3 separate regions of the Homo sapiens genome follow, and all the other regions are linked to region 3. Evidence: chromatin contacts called from ENCODE Hi-C or POLR2A ChIA-PET data. All regions are on one chromosome and are shown on one strand. The core of a region is the stretch at or near the end of the contact, and the rest is flanking DNA. Distances in the headings are between cores, read along the strand shown. Region 1 holds the start of MKX-AS1 (MKX antisense RNA 1). Region 2 overlaps ABI1 (abl interactor 1). Region 3 holds the start of ACBD5 (acyl-CoA binding domain containing 5).

Region 1 (4,426 bases), core at 1,151-3,650, 500 kb before region 3:
CCAACACACAAACACACACACACACACGCGCACACACACACACACACACGAAGAAGATGCTAAGGTGGGCCACTGCCCCGGCTCTGGCCAGCCGCATTTAGAGGGGAAAAGGACAAATGGCGCTATTTCTTTAAGCTTGGTGGGGGGAAATCTAAGTTTGTTCTTTAAAAAGGGCGAAAGTTCGCTAGGACCACAGGGCCTTCGGCGAGAGCGCAGGCAGCTTCGTGTTGGCACCTTGGGGATCTTCTGGGCTGCCAGAAGCTCTGAGCTTGCAGTTGCACCTAAACCGCCGCTTTCGCTACTTATATTTGCGGTAATGTTAGGAAGCAAAGTATCATCAATCAGAGAATCTGGTAGCCATTCTCTCTCTTTGCCCTGTGTCCCAGCTTGTGATTCTTCTAAGTTCCATCTCCTTTGCTGCGTGCAGATCCTTGGCTTTGGGCGCGCTTCCTCTTCTGCACTTGGGCCACCGCGGGTTGGCCACCTGGGCTGAACTCATCCCATCCTTGCTTTCCCCCATCCCTATACCCAGCGGCGAGGGCAGCCTCACCAGCCCTTGCCCCGGAGGTGAATGTGTGCCTGGCTTTGACTGAGACAACTAGGACCCCAGAAGCCCAGTGACATCAGAAAAGAGGCTCCTGGGCACTAGCACTTCCCGCAATACGCTCCAGGGCTGTAGGTGCAAAACGGAGCTCTAACTTCCCTCCAGCTAATCGAGAGGAAAATACAGGGCGCGTCACAGTGGCCTCTCCCGCCTAGCCACGCGCAGTGAAATTTCCGGCAATCGGGCCAGCTAAGACACGGGATTTGCACCGCAGCCTCTCAGCTTCTGGAGCCGGAGCCGAGCGCTCCCGGCAGCTTCTCCAATTTCTCTCCTAAAGTGCGAAGGGAAAAGCCCCGTCTGCTCCACGACTGCAAGGCCGGCGGATCTGGGAGCCGCGCCCGGCTCCGGAGGACTCGGCGGGCCCGGGGCTCCCCGGCAGCGGCTCCTCTGCTAGGGGTTAACAGCAGCCCCCGCGGCCGGGCGGGCGCGGACGCTTCCTCTCCACCCGCCCGGGAACGTGGATACCGCGCCCGCAGGATGTTCGCCGGCTGGGACCGGCAGTCAGGAAACATGAGAAGGCCTCGCTATTCCTGTTCCCGGGCGGCGCGCGCCGGGCTGGGTAAATAAAGCCGAGACGACGGCGGTGGCGGTGGTGAGCGCGCTGGAGCCCGCGTGGAGAACATGCGGCGGGGATGGGAGTGCGCCTAGTCTCGAGGCGGGAGAGCCAGCCGCCCTGCAGCCGGCCGTCGGCCCCGCAGCCACAGGTACAGCCCCCGCGTCGCCGAGTCTCAGCCGGCTGCGGCGGAACGCCAGGCTCGCTCTGGCCCCTGCGCCCTGGGCGCCGGTGCTCTCCCGCCCTTCCCCCAACTTCCCTCCAAGGTCTGGTGGAGAGGCGCTCGGGTAGCGGCCAAGGCTGGCCCAAGGGTCTGCGCGGAGCTTGGGAGCCCACCTGGCCGCGCCTCCTTTGCTTTAAAATTATTCGCCGGCGTTGGGGGAGGGGGACACTTCTGCAGGGAGTGACCTCCCCGGCCACAGTCTGGAGTGAATCGGGGTAAGTGATTTGAGAAGAGGCGCGGGTGGCCGCGCGCGGGAGTCCTGGGAGGGTCAGCAAGTGTGGTTCACACGCCCCCGGACCCCTTGCGACAGGACAGCGCTCGGACCTTTGCCATCGCTTGCCTCTGAGCCTGCTGCCTGCAGACCTACAGCGCGCCGGGTGTCTGTGTCTGCGATCTCTGCGTGGGCTTGGGGCTGCCGGGGAAGTGTCCGAGGTGGCTAACCTCGTGATGACTTCGCTAGGAAAAACACGTCGTCGCATCTAGGAGGACGCGCTGGGGTGGCTCGGAGAAGGCCGGGCCGGGGAAGGGTGTCTTGTACAAATAAAGCAGCATGAACACACATCCCTAAGGGCATGATTTTAAAAGAAAACACCAACGCGAGTCTTGACTGTAGAACAGGGGCTGCAAGCACGAAAATTCTCTTTGACACTTATCACCGAGGCTATGTGCACACCCCAGGCACGTACCTGTCTGCGCGGGAGGACGCAGTCCTAGGGGACACACGACATCCAGCAGAGGTCTGACTTCACTTCCCTACGAACACAGACCGTAGCCGTCGTTTGATCGCGGTGGTCACGCGTGGTCCTAAATGTCACGCGTGGCCTCTGCTGCGGTGGCCGAAGGGCGGGGCGGGGGCGTTGGCGAGTGTGGGCGCTTGGCGAGGCAAAGGGTGTGTGTGTGTGTGTGTGTGTGTGTGTGTGTGTATGCGCGCGCGCGTGTGTTAGTGGAGTAGCAGCCCATGCCGCGGCTGGACGGGCAAAGGGGGCGCTGGCAGCGAAGCTGAGGCCGCTCGGAGGAAACGGGAGCTGTCCCGAGGCGCGAGGCGAGGAGATGGGGCGGGCGAAGTCCGCCGCGCGCCTTGGGGCTGTAACTCTGCGGCTCCGCGGCCGCGCGGACTTGCTCCTGACGCCGGTGCGCGGCAGGCAGAGGCTCAGGGCCTCCGCGACCCCAGAGGTGAGCTGCTGGCTCTCCCCGACAGTGGCAGCAGTGGCCCGGGAGGTGCGCCGACCAAGCTGCCTCCTGCCTTGGGCTTCTGACACCTTTACAGCCTCTGAAAGGGTCCCCGGAGACCCCAGAGAGAGGCGGGTGTCGAGGGGCTACGAGCTCGCGGCTGACACCCGCGCTGCGGAAGAGAATGGCACTGATTGAGGGCTCTGGGGACCTGGGTCCTGGCGCCTTGGACCTTAGGACCATGCACTTCCCGGGGCGCGTTGGGGGATGATAGGAAGATTCTGGGAGAGAAGGGGGAGAAGTGGTGCTTTCGTCCTGACGCCACTTAACTTTTTCCTGTCCTTGAACCCAACCTCACCCCGGGGGACCTTGGCGGACAGAAGATGCGGGGGTTTCAACCAAACCATCCACGATCTAGAAAACACGAAAATCCCCCAAATCCCGGTATGGCCTGGGACTCATGAGCTGGGGGGTCTTGTGGATACGGTTGGCACATTACCCCAAATCTTCCCTTCCATCCAACCCCTCCTGACGCCCCGAGTTGGGGTTCCTAGAGGCTTTAGTCTTCTGCTGTGATTGAAGAACCACGCGCGGCCTCACGCCGGTCGCGCTCCGCAGTCCGGAGTATGCCTCTCCCAGATTCAAACTGAAACCCAGAGGCTCGTTTGGGAATTCGTTTCCTTTGCCTCTGCGGGTGAATGATTCCCGGTTGTAGTTCTGGGGAGTGAAGGGATTGGGGGGATCGATCGCCCAGGCAAGGAAGAGGGCAGGTACCTGTCCGGGGAACCTGCAGGGGCGGGGGCGTGTAGCCAACTGGGGAGAGCCGCAGGGTCCCTGCCAGTTGCGGCGGCGCCGCTCCTCCCCTCGGCTCCGCAGCCCGGCGACCCGGCCAAGTTCAAGGCCCTGAACCTGCAGGGGTCTGAGCACTCTCAGCCAGTAAGTAACGAGATGCACCTTCCTCTCCTAGAAGCCGAGCCCCGCTGCGGAGCTCCCGGCGGCCCAGCCCCGAGGCTCTGCGGCCGCGCCGCGCGTCCCTACCAACCGACACCATGAACACCATCGTCTTCAACAAGCTCAGCGGTGCGGTGCTGTTTGAGGACGGAGGCGCCTCGGAGCGGGAGCGGGGTGGCCGGCCCTACAGCGGTGTCCTGGACAGTCCTCACGCCCGCCCCGAGGTGGGCATTCCCGACGGCCCGCCCCTCAAGGACAACCTCGGCCTGAGACACCGGAGGACCGGGTATGCGCACTCCCCTGGGGGCCCTGCCCGCCTGCGGCCCGGAGGGGTGGGGGTGGTGAGCTGTGACGGGGTCCCGTGGCAACGCGGGCGGGTGGACGGGAAAGGGCCCGGAGTTCCCTGGGAGTGCAGGTCTGCCCCTCCAGGGCTCGCGCATTCTCATGTTAAGGGGCTCCTATCTTAAAACATGAGGGATCAATTCGTCGGGGCAGCTCCAAAGAGCTTGGTGGAGACTAAGGGCGCCAGGAGCTGCCCCTCGGCCCTCCGCTGCCTGGACCTCGGAGTTGGGGGTTATTTGCCCCTCTCCGGACTGTGGGTGCCGGTGCGCGGCTGAGGGCGAGGAAAAAGGACTGAGCTCGGTGCAGAGAAACAGGCGAAGCCGAGCAGTCGGGGAGTCCAGGCTCAGGCTCCGCGGACTTCTCTTCGGTCACTCGAGCCCCTCGCCAGAGCCCCGCGGCTCGCCTGGCCCAAGGAGTCGGGAAGGTCGCCTCCCGCCAGGGAGTCCCGGGCGTGAGCGCGGCTCGGCTGGGCCCGCGGCGAACCCGGAGGGGGAGGCCCCGGGCCTGCGGGGCCGGGTTTGAGTTTAGCGGGGTGAGGGGTATGCTGGGGGGGGCGGTAGCTTGCGGGTGGGCCAGCTGCTCA
Region 2 (4,147 bases), core at 201-2,700, 460 kb after region 3:
GGCTCCAGTTTCTCCACATCCTGATTTTTTTGATAGTAACCATCATTATGGATGTGAGGTTGTGTCACATTGTGGTTTTGATTTGCATTGCCCTAATGATAAGTGGTATTGAGTGTCTTTTCATGTGCTTATTGGCCATTTGCCTGTCTTTTTTTTTTTTTTTTGAGACAGAGTCTCACTCTGTCGCCAGGCTGGAGTGCAGTGGCATAATCTCAGCTCACTGCAGCCTCTGACTCCCTGGTTCAAGCGTTTCTCCTGCCTCAGCCTCCCGAGTAGCTGGGACTACAGGCACACACCACCATGCCCAGCTAATGTTTGTATTTTTGGTAGAGATGGGGTTTCACCATGTTGGCCAGGATGGTCTCCATCTCCTGACCTTGTGATCTGCCCGCCTCGGCCTCCCAAAGTGTTGGGATTACAGGCGTGAGCCACTGTGCCTGGCCTCTATTTGCCTGTCTTCTTTGGAGAAATGTCTAGTCAAGTCTTTTGCCCATTTTTGAGTCGGGTTTTTTTTTTTGTTGTTGTTGAGGTTTTTTGAGCTGATTTTTGATAAGGCTGTTGCAGTACTAAGCGATATAAGATGCTGTGGATGGTAGACTGTCACCTACCTTGACTAACAGCTCATTGTTGAGTGACTTTTGTGATAAAAGGTGTACCTATTGTCAGATTGCAAATGATGTGGAAAGTAAAAATAGGACACAGATTAGTGTCAAGGACCACGGTACTGTGGCTGGAGTCAGCTGATTGAACTGGAATAGCAGTACCAGACCCTGGAAAAGTGTCATCAGCAGTGAGACCCCACTGATAGCCTGAAGAAGGTTGTCTGATGCAACCAATCTGCCAGTAGCATGTGATGTGGTTCCTCTCACCATGAGACAAATGAGTCCTTTTCCAGGACTCATAAGTCTAGGATGAGGTGGCAGCCTCTGCATCAGGAACATAGAGTCTTTTACTTTGTATCCACTCTATGATGATAGATATGTTGCTGTGTCTGGTATGATGATGGATCCAGCAGCAGTGGTAGCAGTCTTAACCGTGCAGCTTGATCAGTGGCTTGATTATAATTGGTCTCATCAGACAATGGACCCTTACTGTAAACATCTATATTAGTGACCCAGATGGTTTGATCAGCAACTACAATTGATCTCCATGGTTTTTGGACAGTCTTAAATATGTCATTCTGTAGTTTTCCAAGTGGCTGACTAAATACCTAGGCAGTTGGTAATAGCCTGATAGTCAGTAAAAATATAACAAGGTTTTCAAGGGGAATATTGGCCAGATCTGTGAGAATGTCCTTGAGTTTTGCCCGTGGAACAAAGCAACCACACCCATTTTCAGTTCTGTATCATGGGCACTGGAGTTTACAGCCCACTAGGCACCACAGCGTCTCAGCTTAGTTGAATCATCAGTGAAACAGGCCCAGGCATTTAGGGAACCTCTGTGAATCAAGGGCCTCACTGAGCTAGCAGATTTGGTTTAGGTGGCAGAATGTAAGATCAGACTTTCTCAAAGGGAGAAGCTGCTGCTTTTTCATGTAAAGCTGAGATGCCCTAGGGGCCAGACTGGCTGCATTCTTGAATATTACCAGTTCCATGTGATGACAGAGGCTTGTTGGGCCTTTCCCACCTTATTAGTCATTGCATTTGAGTTGACTCATTCCCAAATGGGAATCTTTTCAAAAGAGGCATACCTAGTAGCTACGTCAGGGAGGCATTGAATCCAAACCCAAGAGTCACCTGAAGAGGTTGTTCCTCTTGCCAGAGGGTCTAGTCAGGAAAGTCATCTGTGCACAGACTTGTACTCAAACAGGTCATAAGGATTGTGGGGCCCCAAACCTACTAATGCCTTTCTACATGGGCTATTCGCAGTGAGCATAATCTCCCTGGAGCTTATGAGCCCTCACAGTTCAGGCCTGTAAAATATCAATACCACTATACACTCAGAAGTGGAAGCTACAAACAGTAGTACATTGAATGGTCCAAAGAGCCCCACCCAAAAGGTCACAGTAGCTTCCCTTCCCTACTTTGAACCCTACCCAGACCTCAGCAGTTGGAAGCTGGTAACTTATTCTTCCACAGGATGGGTATGAAGGTGCCTTGGGCTCCTGTATCCAACAGAGCCATAAAATGTTGAGTCTGTGCTCTCCCCAAAGTTATGTAGCCTACCCAGGTGTGTGTGGTCTTTAGTCTCCTTTGGGAACTTGGAGAACTTGGCCCCACTCCTAATCATCTTTCTTCATAAAGCAGCTGAGGTTGAGGGATGAGGGAGGCTGGGAGAGAGTAGCTTTGCACCAGTGAACAAGAGACATTTGCTTTCAGTTTTGAGTGGTGCTATAGCTGTGTGCTGATCAGTCCAATAAACCTGCAGTAATTTTGGTGCTACCAAAACCCTGTATTCTGTGCAAGATCGTTATTGCTTGAGCCCAGGAGTTCGAGACCAGCCTGGGCAACATCGTGAGACCTCGTCTCTACTAAATATTATATTTAAAAAATTAGCCTGGCATGGTGGGATACACCTGTTATCCCAGCTGCTCAGGAGGCTGAGGTCAGAGGATTGCTTGAGTGCAAGAATTTGAAGATTGCAGTGAGCCGTGATTGTTCCACTGCACTCCAGCCTGGGTGACAGAGCGAGACCTTGTCTTACACACACACAAAAGGTCATCATTATGGATGGTATCCATTTCTGTTTGGGAACACCTTGATCGAACAACTATAGCTTTGTTGCTTTCTGATGGGGGAAATGGGTTTTATACCCTTTGGCTGACGGGCTTGATCTGCACAATGGCATCATTTTTTAGAAGTCTGCCTTAATGTAGGCTCTTTACTGCTCCATTGTTAAGATAATGTCAAGATTATATCTCTTAAATTCTTGCTTGATTTCAATACTAGGGCTACTGGAGTTTTCTAAGGCTGCAGGACTGACAGCAAGAATTATCTAGATTCTTTGAGCTAGTTTCTGATTCTTCAGTGAATTACCTTGATCCGCATTTTAAACCCAATCTAGTACAGTAGGAGTCTGTAGACTGGTTGGTGTCCAAGGGAGTTTGTCTCAGGGAAATTTCCCTGAGAGTTTCAAAGGTTTCTTGTAGTGGACGGTTATACCACCAGAAAATGCTGAGGCCCTTTCCAGTTATCTTGAAAGGATTTAATGTTGACAAGGTAGACTGCGGTAGGAGCTGAGCACTAAGATAGCCAGCAAAATGCCATTCTTCTTTAACAACCATTACATGCCTGAGCAATGTAACTACATGCCCCTCCTCTTCCAAGCAAACTAGCCAAAGTTCTAAAGATTTGTTTGGCTCTGCCTACAATGGTTGCACCTTTTCTTACTTTCAAACTCAGTGTAGATGTATGTCTCTGTAACTGTCGTCCAAAGGAAACAGAACCTTATGTGCCCCTGTCTCCCTCTTCTAGACAAATCTTAGTCTGGAAGATTTCATGAAGCAGACCTGCTGAGGCTGACTGTCAGCTTGATAAGGAAGTCCTCCTATCTGCAGGAGTGTTGACAATAACCAAGGCATCATTCAGGCTGTTGTCTTTGAATCTGCCTACTTCCTGGTACTTATCCTGAAACTTCCTCTTCATTTCAGCCTCATTCACAGGCACTAAAGTGGAGGATCATTCATTGCCTGGTTGACCATACAATTTGGACAACATGTTGGTTAATGATTCTCGTGGACTTTTCTCAATTTCTACTAACTGGTCTTTCCTTCCATTTCTAGAAAGTTTTGTCCCCATCAGCATTCTTTTTCATTGCCAAAACTATAGAAAATTATGATGGTCCTGAGATTTATCCTTGTTAACTAATGAGTTAGCCTACCACAATTTCATGGGTTCTGTTGGAAGACATGAGACTCCTGGGTCAGAGACAAAGGACATCATTACTCATGGCAATAGTAGTAGCCAGAGTGTCGGCATTTGTGCTAGAAAACAGCCCCAGTTTCCATAGGGTACTGCAAAGAGCCAGGTGATGCCTGCATACACAGTTGTGTACATTAGAGAAAAAGTATTCTCAACTTAGGGGACCACATCTTTTATAATGGGCAGAAAACCTTTCTCCTGGAGGTCTACATTAACTTTATTATATTGGACAGTAAGCAAATCTGCCTTTGCTTTCTAAGGAGATGCTATATTTTCTAAGGCTGTTT
Region 3 (4,440 bases), core at 5-2,504:
CGGCGCCGCGGCTCAGAGGGAAGAGTAACTTACGATCTGCGCCTAGATTTTTCCTAGTAACCCTCCTAACCCATCCCCCTAACTGACAAAAACGACTCTTCCATCCGGGAGACTTTGGGATTTCCGGGCTACAGGACTCCACCCCCCACAACCTAGTCAGTCCCACCACCAACGTTCGGCCTGGGGCACTTCCCAAATGCCTAAGGACGCAGGGGGTTGCGCTAGTAAGTTGAAGGCCCAGGGCACCCCCTTTCTAGGGTTGACGACCCGTAAAGACTCCTCATTGGCCCCGCCCTCTACGCCCAGTATCCTATTTTTATTTTTTTTTTTAATTATTGGTTTCTTAAATAGAGCCAGGGTATCGCCATGTTGCCAGGCTCGTCTTGAACTCCTGGCCTCAAGCAATCCTCCCCACTCGACCTCTCAAAGTATCGAGATTACAGGCGTGAGCCACTGTGCCCGGCCGTCCCCATGCCCAGTCTCCTATTAAATCCCGCTGGAGGTGCCTGGCTCCCTGGGGCTGGGTGGAAAGGGTAGTGTAGGGGAAGTTGCCCTCCGTCCCAGCCCAGTTTAGGAGCCGGCGACCTCCTCTCTCCTTCGGCTGCTCCTCGGACGTTCTTGGCTCAGGGCAGCGAAAACTGTCGAAGACCTGCGGGCCAGGGACTGCTGAGCACCTCCATCCAAGGTCCCCAATGCTTTTCTCCATCTACCCTTTAGAGTGGGTGTCACGATTGCCACTGGAAAGGCTAAGTGACTTGCCCTAGGTCACATAATTTAAATGGCAGAACTGGAGTTTCTCACAGAACCTGTCCCGACTTAAAGCCCTTTGCTTAGGCCCCATTTAACTTCCTCAAACCTTAACTTAGGAGAGTGCAGGCGCTGGGGACCGCAGAGTCATTTTTGTTGCCCAGCGGTGCCGTCGCGTGCAGCTTTGGGCCCAGGTGCAGAACCCAACCGCGCATCCCCAGCGCGCACTTCGTCCACCCGGCTGCCAGAGCGGACACATCGGTCCGGCCTCGGTTTCCCCCTTCTGAACAAAAGCGCGCACAGTGTGCTCCCCGCACCAAGCCGGGACTGTGGCCCCCTTTCCCCGCTTCCCGGACCCTCCTCTGGGGACAGACGGACCGCGCGCGTCCTTGCCGCGGCGGCGGGTCGGGTGGGTGGGGTTTGCTGCACTGCTGCTGCGGCGGCGGCGGCGCCAGTGGGTCCTCCGGTGACTCTGGGGCGGGGCTGTGGGGAGGGCACGGACTGACAGACGGACTCCGGCGGAATGGGGGGTGTGGCTGCTCCGCCAGGGTCCCCAGGGTGGGAGAGCGGCTCCGCGGCCACCGATGCCCGGACCCCCTCTGTCTTCTGCTAGACATGCTCTTCCTCTCGGTGAGTTGTTTTGCTGTCGTCGCGGGCCGGATTCGTGGCCTTAGTCACGCCCCGGGGGAGGAGGAAGGAGCCGGGCCGCTTCGATCTGTGTGGCCTGGATAGGGCAGGGCAAAGGGGAACTGACCCGCTTCGCTCCCGGGCCTCCTCCTTTTGGGGCATGTTGATCCGCGGCTGCGCTCCATGTTCCAGTTTCATGCAGGCTCTTGGGAAAGCTGGTGCTGCTGCTGCCTGATTCCCGCCGACAGACCTTGGGACCGGGGCCAACACTGGCAGCTGGAGATGGCGGACACGAGATCCGTGCACGAGACTAGGTTTGAGGCGGCCGTGAAGGTGATCCAGAGTTTGCCGAAGAATGGTACGTGCGCTGGGCCCCGGCTGTAGACGCCTCCTGCAGAGAGCCCCAAAGCCCCCTTTCACTTTCTGGTTCTAGTGTTGTTTATTTAGCCTTTTTTTCTGTGTAGGAGCCATGTAGTGGAAGGGGAGCTATTGAATATGAATTAATTACCTTTTGATCTTCCAAACCGGAGAAAAATCTAATATCCAGATTTTAAGTACTTCATATTGTTGAAAACAAAAGTCTTGTCACTTAATGACTGCGGATTTGGGTGTGTTAAAAAATAAATCCGGGCCGGGCGCGGTGGCTCAAGCCTGTAATCCCAACACTTTGGGAGGCCGAGGTGGATGGATCACCTGAGGTCAGGAGTTCAAGACCAGCCTGACCAATATGGTGAAACCCCGTCTCTACTAAAAAATACGAAAATTAGCCAGGCTTCGTGGCGTGCGCCTGTAGTCCCAGCTACTCGGGAGGCTGAGACAGGGAAATTGCTTGAACCCGGGAGGCAGAGGTTGCAGTGACCCGATATCGTGCCACTGCACTCCAGCCTGGGCGACAGAGCCAGACTCCATCTCAAACAAACAAACAAACAAACAAACAAAAATCTAGGCTGGGGATGCCTAATGCCACACACTCATAGGGTCTACCAGCTTAAGCGTTTTGAAAACTTTTGATATGAAGGGACAGAAAAGAAAGAATAACTATAGTCAATTGTGAAGTAATTTCTATTTTAATAAATATATATTTTCTACCTTTTTATTTGCTATTCCATTGTATAATGTTCTTTTTTATACTCATATTGGACCTTCTTTGCAGCTGGTGAGAAAAAAGTCATTCCAGTGGCTGATCTCCTTCTTGTATTTAATGTGCTATTTCTCTGGCTGCTTTTTAGATTTCTTTTCTATCTTCGGTTTTCAGCAATTTGACTAGTAGATGTGGTTTTTCTTCATATTAACCCTGTTCACGATTTGCAGAGCTTTTTGAATTTGTAATTTTATGTCATAGACCAATGTGAAGTTTTTGGCCATTAAATATTTTTCTCTGTTCTAAATGCAGAGTCTTAGAAGCAAGACGTACTTTTCAATTCATATCTTTCTACATTATATGAATTATATTTCACAATAAACATATTTATTTCTTTAGAGATGGAGTTCCGCTCTTGTTGCCCAGGCTGAAGTGCAATGGTACAATCTCAGCTCACCTCAACCCCCACCTCCCAGGTTCAAGCGATTCTTCTGCCTCAGCTTACCCAGCAGCTGGGATTACACCCGTGCGTCACCATGCCCGGCTAATTTTGTATTTTTAGTAGAGACGGGGTTTCTCCATGTTGGTCAGGCTGGTATTGAACTCCCGACCTCAGGTGATCTGCCCTCCTGGGCCACCCAAAGTGCTGGGATTACAGGCATGAGCCACCGCGCCCGGCCCAATAAACATATTTAGAAAGTAATTATAGGTGCTACTACTGTGCCACAGTTGTAAAACTAACTGAATACAACAATAATATGTTACTATAGTATTTAATATCATGATTTCTGTTTTCATTAATTATCATTAATTATCAATAATTTCAATAATTATAGGTAACAAATATTCAACACATCATTCAATAAAAATTCATTAAATGCAGATTCAGAAATTTTTAAAAACAAATATACACAAAATAGTGTTCCATTTGTAATTTCTTTCCTTCTATGGTGTTGTCTGAACCTTTTGTAATTTCAAACATTCTATTGGAGGAGGGCATATGGGGGACTGAAAGATAAGAAAGAACAAATAAAATATAAAAAAAAGCATGAACTTATTTAGGTATTGATTTTTTAAGTCCCTAATTATTAGTGTTTATAGAAAGGTATGATTCTAAGAGTTTTATGTAAGTAGTATGTTTATACTTTCTTCTAAAGCACACGTTTTTATAGTTTTTTGAAAATTGGTAAAGCTAGACTGATGTCTCTAGGCCACTATGCCTGTTGACATTATGTACCACTTATTAGGAAACCTGTATAAAGTACAGTTTGTATGTACATAACATTTAAGAAAGTATTGCAAAGTTAACATACCCTATCGGCCGGGTGCGGTGGCTCACGCCTGTAATCCCAGCACTGTGGGAGGCCGAGGCAGGCTGATGCTGAGGCGGGCTGATCACGGGGCTGGCGGATCACAAGGTCAGGAGATTGAGACCATCCTGGCTAATACGGTGAAACCCCGTCTCTACTAAAAATACAAAAAATTAGCCAGGCGTGGTCGTGGGCGCCTGTAGTCCCACCTACTCGGGAGGCTGAGGCAGGAGAATGGCGTGAACCCGGGAGGCGGAGCTTGCAGTGAGCCTAGATCACACCCCAGCCTGGGTGACAGAGCCAGACTCCGTCTCCGAAAAAATAAAATAAAATTAAATTAAATTAAATTTAAAAAAAAAGATACCCTATCAGGCCAGGCGTGGTGGCTCACACCTGTAATCCCAGCACTTTGGGAGATCGAGGCAGGCCCTGAGATCAGGAATTCCAGACCAGCCTGGCCAACATGGTGAAACCCCACTTCTACTAAAAATACAAAAATTAGCTGAGTGTAGTGGCGAGTTCCTGTAATCCCAGCTACTCGGGAGGTTGAGGCAGGAAAATCGCTTGAACTCGGGAGGCGGAGGTTGCAGTCAGCTGAGATTGCGCCATTGTACTCCAGCCTGGGTGACAAGAGCCAGACTCCAACTCAAAAAAAAAAAAAAAAGATATCCTATC

Evidence for each region. Hi-C counts contacts between places; a loop is a spot of excess contacts on that map. ChIA-PET counts read pairs that join two places held with the same protein, here RNA polymerase II (POLR2A). Pooled maps may share reads with other maps.
Region 1: a map of naive thymus-derived CD4-positive, alpha-beta T cell shows a loop between it and region 3 (6-fold over the local background). The contact joins the promoter of MKX-AS1 here to the promoter of ACBD5 in region 3. A Hi-C loop is called at or near these places in 2 of 168 maps with a recorded cell type or tissue (chondrocyte and naive thymus-derived CD4-positive, alpha-beta T cell) and 9 of 50 pooled maps.
Region 2: a pooled map shows a loop between it and region 3 (4-fold over the local background). The contact joins the enhancer-like site here to the promoter of ACBD5 in region 3. A Hi-C loop is called at or near these places in 2 of 37 single-sample maps with no recorded cell type and 2 of 50 pooled maps. POLR2A ChIA-PET finds 5 or more read pairs at or near these places in 1 of 52 experiments (activated naive CD4-positive, alpha-beta T cell).

The regions. Positions count from the first base shown.
Region 1 is chr10:27,742,589-27,747,014 of GRCh38, reverse strand. MKX-AS1 (MKX antisense RNA 1) reads right to left here and starts at 2,400. Exons shown (of 2, transcript NR_121652.1): 1 at 2,067-2,400. It overlaps MKX (mohawk homeobox), which reads left to right and starts at 1,196. Exons shown (of 7, transcript NM_173576.3): 1 at 1,196-1,308; 2 at 3,518-3,787. The coding sequence starts at 3,600. RefSeq lists enhancers at 1,115-1,705, 4,056-4,125 and a silencer at 4,406-4,426.
Region 2 is chr10:26,778,739-26,782,885 of GRCh38, reverse strand. All of the region lies in intron 2 of ABI1 (abl interactor 1), which reads left to right. Among named protein-coding and RNA genes, the nearest start is that of ABI1, 80 kb to the left of the region's middle. RefSeq lists enhancers at 129-870, 987-1,096, 1,677-1,806, 1,917-2,076. Within about 2 kb of position 1,450, at least 9 of the 41 ENCODE cell types and tissues checked have a DNase peak (open chromatin) inside an H3K27ac peak, as active enhancers do.
Region 3 is chr10:27,237,611-27,242,050 of GRCh38, reverse strand. ACBD5 (acyl-CoA binding domain containing 5) reads left to right here and starts at 1,254. Exons shown (of 13, transcript NM_145698.5): 1 at 1,254-1,377; 2 at 1,567-1,732. The coding sequence starts at 1,363. RefSeq lists enhancers at 1-32, 1,483-1,742, 1,700-2,202 and a silencer at 1,253-1,362.